Regions from separate parts of the Homo sapiens genome. Here region 1 is linked to region 2. The links are chromatin loops, found by intact Hi-C in ENCODE. Cell type or tissue: Caco-2. All regions are shown on one strand. Region 1 overlaps LAMB4 (laminin subunit beta 4). Region 2 overlaps PNPLA8 (patatin like domain 8, phospholipase A2).

Region 1 (5,000 bases), 380 kb after region 2:
CATGATGGAAAGAACTATTTCAGATGACCCTACTTGCCCCTCATGCCCGTATAGATGTTTAACAGTTATCTTAACTCGGAATGATTAGAATGCTTGCTCATTTGCATGTAGAGTTTCCTTTGTTTCCTTCTTTATCTAACTTGATAGTTCTCAAACGTTATGTTAGGATTTGTCTACACAAAACCATGTATGCTGTACTATATAGGTAATTTATGAAATTTTCCAGAATAATTTGATTATATGGGTTTATAACTTAATTCCTGAGATTTAACTTTAAATTCAATCTCTAAGTAAGACATGTTGACCTCCCCATTTCCAAAATGATAGGATTGTTTTTGGTGTTGCTTTTGAGATAGGGTCTTGCTCTGTCACTCAGGCTGGATTGCAATGGCACCATTATAGCTCACTATAGACTTGAATACCTGGGCTCAAGCAATCCTCCCGCCTCAGCTTCCTGAGTAGCTGGGACTACAAGCATGAACCACCATGCCTGGCTAATTTCTTTTCATTTTTTTGTGGAGATGGGAGTCTCACTATATTGAAGAAGCTGGTCTTGAGCTCCTGGCCTCACGCACTTCTCCCACCTCAGTCTCCCAAGTGCTGAGATGTACAGGCATGAGCCAGTGTGCCTGGCAAAATTCATAGGGTTTTTAAGACTGGAAGACACTTAAACAAAATTGAGTTTAGGATTTCCCAAGTGTTTTCCTAGTATTGCACAAAATGTTAACCTGATTTGAATAAAAAATGCCTTCCATGGTGAAATAAATTTGGGAAATGCTAGATTAAACAACATTAAAGAGTTTTGTTTTGTTCGTTTTAGTTTCATGGAAGCATCTCTTGGACTTTCATATGCGGGTGTCCATTGCAAATAAGAAAGGGATACAGAATGCAGTATCTTTCAAGTGTATTATTCTCGGTATCTCTTTTTGATGGAGAATCCTGCTGATATGGAGTTCAGTTCAACACATTTTAGAAGTATTTATTTTTAATCCAAATCTGTATTTTGAAATACAGATTTCAAAAGACTCAAAGAGGTATTACACCTCATGCCACCCAGCAAGCAAAGTAGGGACCATTTGTCATCTATTAATAAACTTAAAAGTCTGATACATCTTTGGCCAATATTAAATAAATACATAACTTTCCCCCTTAACCAGTCATTTCTGCAGGCCCTGTGCTGTCCTTAGACTGCCTTCCGTGTAAGCTATTTCTGTTGTGTTCAAGGGTGGCTCAGTTACTCAAAAGCTCAAGATGACTGCAACAGGGGTGCCTGTCATCCCACCACTGGTGATCTCCTGGTGGGCAGGAACACGCAGCTTATGGCTTCTTCTACCTGTGGGCTGAGCAGAGCCCAGAAATACTGCATCCTCAGTTACCTGGAGGTGGGTTGGCTCTTTGTTTATTTGCTGGGACATTATTTAATCAATGATGTAGATTTTTCCAGGTACACCTGGGGCTACTCAGACATTAAAGGAGACAACTTCCTTTTTAAACAATGGAGACACTGGTGCAGTTGTCCCTCAGTATCCACGGGGCGTTGGTGCCGGGACCCTTTCCCCCAACACCGAAATCCATGGATGCTCAAGTCCCTGATCTAAAATGGCATAGTATTTACATGTAACCTACCTATATCCTCCCATGTACTTTAAATAATCTCTAGATTACTTGTAATACCTAACATAATGTAAATGTTATGTAAATAATTATTACACTACATCTTAAAATGTGTTCTTTTTATTGTTATATTGTTAATCTTATTTTTATTTCATTAGGGACAGGGGTCTCACTCTGCTGCCCAGGCTGGAGTGTACCTCAGCCTCTGAAGCAGCTAAAAATACAGGCATGCACCACCACACCTGGCTAATTTTAATTTTGTCTTTTTAGAGACAGGGTCTCACTATGTTGCCCAGGCTGATCTCGAACTCCTTGCCTCAAGCGATCTTCCCACCTCAGCCTCCTGAGTTGCTGGGATTACAGGCTAAGCCACTGGGCCTACCCTGTTATTGTTTTATTGTTGTTATTTTTTCCCAAATATTTTCAATCCTTGGTTGGTTGAATCCACAAATATGGAACTTGCAGATGCAGAGAGCCAACTCTCATGTAATTCAAAGTCCAGGAAACCTTAACTGATCAAAAATAAGGAAGATTTGCTTAATTTCCATTTCCTGTTACCTTCAGAATGAGACATAAAAGTCTTTTTGGTTAGTCTTTGTAAGGAATTGCTATAAAATTTACTAGTCTACTTGGCTACCTTTGCCACTCCCATAGAGGAAACCTAATTGACTCATTTAATGAAGTTTGAAGATTCATCAGGGCCTGCTGCCATTATGCTGAACATGAGTCCTCATTGCTCTGCCTTGAGATGGAAGAGGTGTAGAACTTTGAATTGATTGTACACCAACATAATACTACTTGGAAGTTATACTGTCTAAAAATCATAAATTCCCAATGTGAACATAGTTTTGTGCCTTTTCCCCTTAAAGATCAGTTTTATAAAAGGATAAGTGGCTTTTCAGGTTTCTTTTCCTCTCCATGTACTGGGAACAGAACAAGCATCCAAGGTCATCTGAGTATCGTCCCTACCAAAAACCCTGAGGTAATCACGTCCACCCCATAAATGAGAGGATGTGCAGGAAGGAAGTTGGACATAAGCCTAATGTTAGTGGTCCAGGCTTTTCCATGTATTGTTCATTTAAAGCAACTGCTTAAGTCTCTGGGAAATGCTTTGTATTCAAATTGGTTTCTAGTAAAAGGTGACTATTATAAATAAGTGGAGACAATACTTGGGTGCATATCACTGTTCTAAGTTTGGGAAGTACTTGTGTAAGAAAGCAAATTCTCTGCATGTGCAAGGAAATTACATGGTGGAAGTTCTGCTCAACTCTAGGCCAGGTGACTACTAAGTCCAGGTGCTCTGGACAAAGAATTGGTTCTCAACTCTATTTTTTAGATAGGGTCTCGCTCTGTCACCCAGGCTGGCATGCAGTAGCATGATCACAGCTCACTGCAGCCCCAACCTCCCAGGCTCAGGTGATCTTCCCACCTCAGCTTCCCAAGTAGGGGAGGCTACTCCACCTACTGGTGGAGTAGGCAAGCACCACCATGCCCTGTTAATTTTTGGTATTTTTATAGAGACCAGTCCCACTATGTTGCCCAAGCTGGTCTCCAACTCTTGGGTTAAAGTGATCCGTCTGCCTCAGCCTCCCAAATGCTGGAATTACAGGCATGAGCCACCGCCACTTTCCAATATGAGCGCCAGCCATCTTGTTCTCCCACTGGCATTTGCTTACTGTTGCCTGAGCCAACATACTCTGATGATAATTAGAAATTGGTGTTCTTATATCTCAAAGTTATACCACCAAAAATAGAAGTAACTCCAACTGTGGAGGCTTCTTTTGTCTAGAGAATGACAGAAATCTTAGAAAGCTTAGAGCTGGAAAAAACCTCAAAATATTTCAGGCTGACAAAGTGTATTATAGAAGGGGCTACGACCACTGGTCTAGACAAACATTCACGCAGCATGGAGGATGATTTTTTCCCATCTGTTATCTAAGAAAGAGCTACCAAGCAAAACATTTTGTTCAGAAGCTTCCAGTCAACATTGACCTATTAAATTATCCAAGATGGAACTCACATTTAGTGGCCACAACTTAGCATCCTCTGAAGCCAACCTCATCAAAGATTATACTTCTAAAATGTTAACCAAAAAATGGTCCACAAGCCCTGAAGTTAAACATTTTCTCAAGTAATTTCCATAGTATTATTGGAAATTATTTGAAGACCATCACTTTTGATAGAATCACAAAGCTTCTACTGGTCACTGGGATGGGCCTACCCCTATGCAAAATTTATTTAGATCCATTTTGCCTTAATTTTCAAAAGGCATTTTGGCTTTCTTCAACAATAAGGCCTATAGTGACCAGTGATGCTAAGATACACTGATTATATGAATCTCTCGAAGGGTTGATTTGTTTTGACTGTAGCTGAAATAATCATTAAAATCATCCTGCATTTAATAAATTTTACTGAACATCTACTATGTACCACACACTATTCTAGGTAATGGAGATACAGCAATAAATAAAACCAGGTCCTTGCCCCATTCAGTTTTTATTCTTATTATAGAGACAGACAATAAACCAACAACTGTATAATATAGCCTCAAGTAGTGATAAGGGCTTAGGAAATATATAAAGCAGGACAAAAAATAGAGAGTGGCAGAGGGCCATGGGGGTGAAAAGATGGTGGCATTTTAATAGGGTAGTCAGGGAAAGGCTCTTTGAAATGAAGGCATTCTAACAGAAACCTGAAATAAGGGAAGGAGCAAGAGATAAGACTAGCTGGGAGGAAGAACAACTTGAACTCTTCTGACTCTAAGTGCTTAAAAAATAGCAAGAAGCATGTGTAGCCAGAGTCAAGAGAGTGAAAAGCCAAGTAGACATAAAGGCAAAGAGGTGGCCCTGGCCAGATCATGTTGGGCCTTGTGAGCCATGGCTAGGACATACAAGCAACGTGCACTGAGTGCCACCAGCTGAGCACCTATGCTGTTGTAGGCAATTTCCAGCACAGAAGGTTATAATGATCAGCCCCCGCTTCCCAGAAGCTTTGCAAAAGAGCTCCTTCAGAGTCCTCTGAGTATTAGCCAGGAATAACTGCAGGCCACTGACAGTGCTTTGGAAATCCTTACAGAGCCCCTTAGGAGTTTCAAGTATAGCTGCAAGTAGATGCATTAAATTAAGCAAACTCAAAGGCCAGCCTTTGCTGTTGTAACCTTCAAAAATCCATCCTAAGCAGGCTGGGGTCAGTGGCTCACACCTGTAATCTCATCACTTTCGGAGGCCAAGGCAGGCAGATCACTTGAGGCCAAGAGTTCAAGACCCAGCCTGCCAACATGGTGAAAACCTGTCTCTAATAAAAATACAAAAAAATAGCCGGGTGTGGTGGTGCATGCCTGTAATCCCAGCTCCTCAGGAGACTGAGGCATGAGAGTCTCTTGAACC
Region 2 (5,000 bases):
GGTTAGTAATTCTCCACTGGAGGTGATTTTGCTCCCTAAAGGACATTTGGCAGTGTCTGGAGACATTTTTAGTTGTCACAACTAGAGCACTGCCACTTGCATCTAGTTTGAAGAGGACAGTTGTGACTAAACATCATACAGTGCACAGGACAGCCCCGCAAAACAAAGATTATCCAACCCAGAATGTCAGCGGTTCTGCTGTTGAGAAAACTTGGTTTAGGGGAATATGGGAAAGCAGCCCAGATGGGAGGTTTGTGCGGAAAGCAGTAATGTATGAGGGATTGAGAGAAAAAATAAAAAACCCTGTCTTTGACTTCTTTGTTATAAGAGAACCTACAGTGGTAGACACAGACAGCTGTGGCAACTTGGCAGATATATACGTATTTAAATTCATTCGGAATTTATGAGTACAACATTTTTAAATAGTTAAGTTTCCCAATTATACGAGTAGTTAGAAAAACCTGAGAGAGAAAAAAACCCCAAAACCATAGCTCACAACTCTTAAGATTATTTTAGTATTTTGATTTATTTTCTTCTAATCTTTTTCTGTGTGAACATATACGTGCCTATTTTATTTCCTTTTTGTGATAATAGAGGTCACATTGTTAAATATATTTTATCCAGCATTACATTTAATTCATCATGTCTTGTCTTGAATTAATAATGTACCTCTTTCATAAGATATCTTAACTCTCCTCAAATGCACATTATTTGTTGTATTTAAAAAATCAGCATCTTTGGTTTTCTACTTTAATCTTACATAATTTTCTAGTTACTTCTTGTTAACATTATCAAGCACAATTTGACACTCAAAATTTTTTGATGCCTAACTACCTTTGTGTTCCAGGACTTACCTACCCCCTACCTTGTGTTGGGAATAGAGCTTTTCATCGTTTTTTTATTCTCCCACTGTTAAAAATTGTCATGATACACACATGACAGTTTACATGGTACATACACCCTCAATTGGTCTATATCTCCTAAGCTTTTTCATCGTTTCGCATTCCTTCATGAAGCTATTAACTGCTGTTGGCAAGGATTCAGAAATGAGCAAAGTCAGCAACATTAATTAATATACCATTAATATAGAGGGTTAACCTGAAGTTATTGAGAGTTTTTAAAAATGAATAAAGAAAAGGGAGCTTAAAAATCTGACTGGTGGCCGGGTGCAGTGGCTCACACCTGTAATCTTAGCACTTTGGGAGGCTGAGGCGGGTGGATCATGAGGTCAGGAGATCGAGACCATCCTGGCTAACATGGTGAAACCCTGTCTCTACTAAAAATACAAAAAAAAAAAAAAATTAGCCAGGCATGGTGGCAGGCTCCTGTAGTCCCAGCTACTCGGGAGGCTGAGGCAGGAGAATGGCATGAACCCAGGAGGCGGAGGTTGCAGTGAGCCCAGTGAGCCACTGCACTCCAGCCTGGGCAACAGAGTGAGACTCCATCTCAAAAAAAAAAATCTGGTGAAATATGTAAGACAAAAATGTATAGAGTCATAGGTGACCAACTATGTTAGTAAGAGAGGAAACCAAGGTATGGCATTCCAAAACCAGTGAGTGAGTTTTTAAGTGTTTTCCAGTTTTTTTTGTTTTTTTTTTTGTTTTTTGTTTTTTTTTTCAATTTTATATTGGCATATCTTTGTATTCTTATTTAGTTGTTTGTTGGTTTTTGGCATTCTTAAGAAGTGTATTTGAGTGGATTTCTTCTTCTTTTTACTTTTTTTTTTTTTTTCTGTAGAAATGGGATCTCGCTATATTGTTCAGCTGGTCTTGAACTCCTGGCCTCAAGTGATCCTCTTACCTCAACCTCCCAAAGCGCTGGGATTACAAGAATGAGCCACTGCCTGGCCAGATTTATTCTTAAAGAGATACTGTTCTGCAGAAGGATGGGTTCAGTGAAAAAACAAGAGAGAGATACTAATATAAATTTTAAAATGTGCTGCCTTAGTGTAGGTTTTTTTATCATTTAGATATTAGATTTTCAAAAGTAATACTAAAAATTTGGACAGGCAATTTTTACTGATTTTGATTTATATTATTAATTTTCATGTTAGCATATAAACTCTAAAAGCAATTATTAGATTGTTTTATTCAACAGCTTAAATTATTTTTTCTTTAAACAGGAATTGTCATTTTGTCTTTAATCTTTTCTGTAGGGGCGTGGTTGCTCTCCAGACCCTACGAAAATTAGTTGAACTTACTCAGAAGCCAGTTCATCAGCTCTTTGATTACATTTGTGGTGTAAGCACAGGTAATTATTATTATATGGAAGTGGTGCATTCTGGCAGTACATTAAGGAAAAGAACATTAAGCACTTATGTTTAAGATCATAGTCCTTTGCCTTCTTCAGCCCTCTCTCCATACCCCAAAATTTTGTACTTCCTTTTTTGTCTTTTGTTCATGGTTATGCCAGTTAGGCACACTAGGTGGCAGTGTGTCCTACCTATTATAGCTAGATATGGAATCAGCTGTTTAAAAGGACATCCAAGAGTACCTAATATGTTTAATTACATTGGTTCCTAGGACTAACTTGAAGGAGAATTGCTTAGTGATTTGGTGAGTTGTCAAATATACCATATTCTGTGACTAAAACTAAGTAATTCATTGATGTTAGAAAGAACGTGAATTATCTACCATAGTATCTTATATATAATTTAATGTAAAACAACACATTTGTAAATATTTTTAAATTATTATTATTATCATTATTGGGGGTAGCATTTATTTAATCCTTTTTGAGACCTGGTAAATCCCTTTACATTTGTTAACCCAGTAAGACACATGAATTTTGGTTGTTCTTATTACTCCCATTTTACCCCTGAAACAAATGGGGCTCTGAGAAGGAAAGTCATTTGTCCCAGGTGACATAGCTAGAAAGTATCAACGCTAAAATTTAAGCCAAAACTATGATTCAGGAAATCTTACATCATAAGGGCTATAACTTAACACTGATAAAAGCTAAGGATTCTTTTTTCCAGGTGCCATATTAGCTTTCATGTTGGGGTTGTTTCATATGCCCTTGGATGAATGTGAGGAACTTTATCGAAAATTAGGATCAGATGTATTTTCACAAAATGTCATTGTTGGAACAGTAAAAATGAGTTGGAGCCATGCATTTTATGACAGTCAAACATGGGAAAACATTCTTAAGTAAGTTACAATTACTCTTTTTAAATCTTCTGATTATATAGGTAGTATGTGCATATTATAATTTGAAAAATGTCAATATTAAATTATATTCTTGCATATTATAATTTGAAAAATATCAAGAATATTAAATTATTTGACTAATTAGAGATAACCACTGTTAGTATTTTGGTGAATCATAGTTTAGTAATTGTTTTGGGGGGTTTGTGTGTGTGAGATTTGCATGTAAAAGTTGCAATTGCCTTTTTTAAAAATATGAGATACTTGCATCCTGTTGTTTTTACTTAACATATTAAATGTGTCTCAAGTCATTCTAAAATATTCAATTATTTTTATTTTTATTTGTTTTTCGACACACGCTCTCACTCCCGTTGCCCAGGGTAGAGTACAGTGGTGCTATCTTGGCTCACTGCAGCCTCAACTTCCCAGGCTCAAGTGATCCTCCCACGTCAGCCTCCCAAGTAGCTGGGACCACACGTGTGCACCACCATGCCCAGCTAATTTTTTCTGTTTTTAGTAGAGAGAAGATTTCACCATGTTGCTCAGGCTCCTAACCTCAAGTGATTGGCCTGCCTCCCAAAGTATATATAATCATAAAATATAAGCATAAAATCATCCACAATCCTGTTATTCAGAGCTGTAGACTTTAATATATCTCCTTCTAGTTTATTAGACCTTATACATTTTGTATAGCTGATATTAGATTGTAGTTGTAAATTCGTATCCTTCTCCTTTTTTCAAACGTTCTTAAAATCTCCTGACATATTTTTAAAGACTACACTGTACTCCAGAGTGGGATGTTACACTTTCTTAATCATTTCCATTTAGGATTTTTATGGACATTTACGACATTTATGTTCCTAATTTTTTGGGATTATGAACAATGCTGTCATAGAAAACTTTAAATTTCTTCTCACATTTCAGAATATATTAGTAGGTCACTATATAAGAAGCATATTTATTGGGTCCAATGTTGATGTCTTCTTAAAATAATTATTATATAGGAAATAGAAAATATATCGAGAAAACAATAAAAATAATTTATAATCCCACTAAGAACAAAAGCACTATTAACATGGTGATGTGTTTTTTGTGTAATTTCTTACAGATAGACAAGTGTATATGTGTGTAGTTGTGAGTGTGTGTGTATCCATTCTCTTTACAAAATTCAGATAATGCACAGATTATTTCCTATGTCAGTTAATATTTTTTGAAACATATATTAATGGTTCTTCACCATTTTATGGATATACTGTTTTTTATTTAACAAATCCTCTCTTAGAAAAGGATACTTCAGATACTCTTGCAGTTCAAAATAAAATTTAGATAAACATCTTTACTTAAATCTCTGGCTATATCTTTAAGTAAAGTAAATTTCTAGAAGTAAAATTGTGGGCCAGAGGATATGCATGTTTTAAGAATCTTGATACATACATGGCTGAATTTGTTCTTCAATACAGTGGTTTTAGCTTATTCATCTGCCAACATCAATTTGTATTTCTATTTCATGAAATATTTGTGAACACCAAACACTTAATTTTTAAAATGACATCAGTTTGAGAGATTTTGAAGCTCATGTTTCAATTTGTATCACTTTCATTATTGATGAGTTTAAACTTAAAAAAAGGTTTTGGTTTTTGATGGCTTTTTATTTTTTGTGTGTGAATTTTGAGGGCATAATTTTTGCCTATTTTCTTATGGGATATTCCTCAATGTATTGTAAATATATTAACCATATATTGAAAAAGTGCTAATAATTTTTTAATGTAGAGGATTGAAACATCTTCATTTAGCCAAATCTTTTCCTTTAATGATTTTTAACTTTTATGTTTTTAAGTCTTTTCTACAATCCTA

What was found. Hi-C counts contacts between places; a loop is a spot of excess contacts. Peaks named below come from ENCODE experiments on the same cell type or tissue, not always from the same donor. Only the 100,000 strongest peaks of a DNase experiment are listed, where the experiment ranks them.
Region 1: it touches region 2 in a loop (10-fold over the local background); 8 of 110 quality-filtered maps call a loop at or near these places.

The regions. Positions count from the first base shown.
Region 1 is chr7:108,112,386-108,117,385 of GRCh38, reverse strand. LAMB4 (laminin subunit beta 4) reads left to right here. Exons shown (of 34, transcript NM_007356.3): 3 at 1,225-1,382. Among named protein-coding and RNA genes, the nearest start is that of LAMB4, 15 kb to the left of the region's middle. In Caco-2, a CTCF peak has its summit at 3,085 (motif pointing left); a DNase peak (open chromatin) is centred at 3,055.
Region 2 is chr7:108,494,733-108,499,732 of GRCh38, reverse strand. It overlaps PNPLA8 (patatin like domain 8, phospholipase A2), which reads left to right. Exons shown (of 11, transcript NM_001256007.3): 6 at 2,156-2,250; 7 at 2,978-3,149. Among named protein-coding and RNA genes, the nearest start is that of PNPLA8, 29 kb to the left of the region's middle. In Caco-2, CTCF peaks have their summits at 2,212 and 2,416 (motif pointing right); a DNase peak (open chromatin) is centred at 2,425.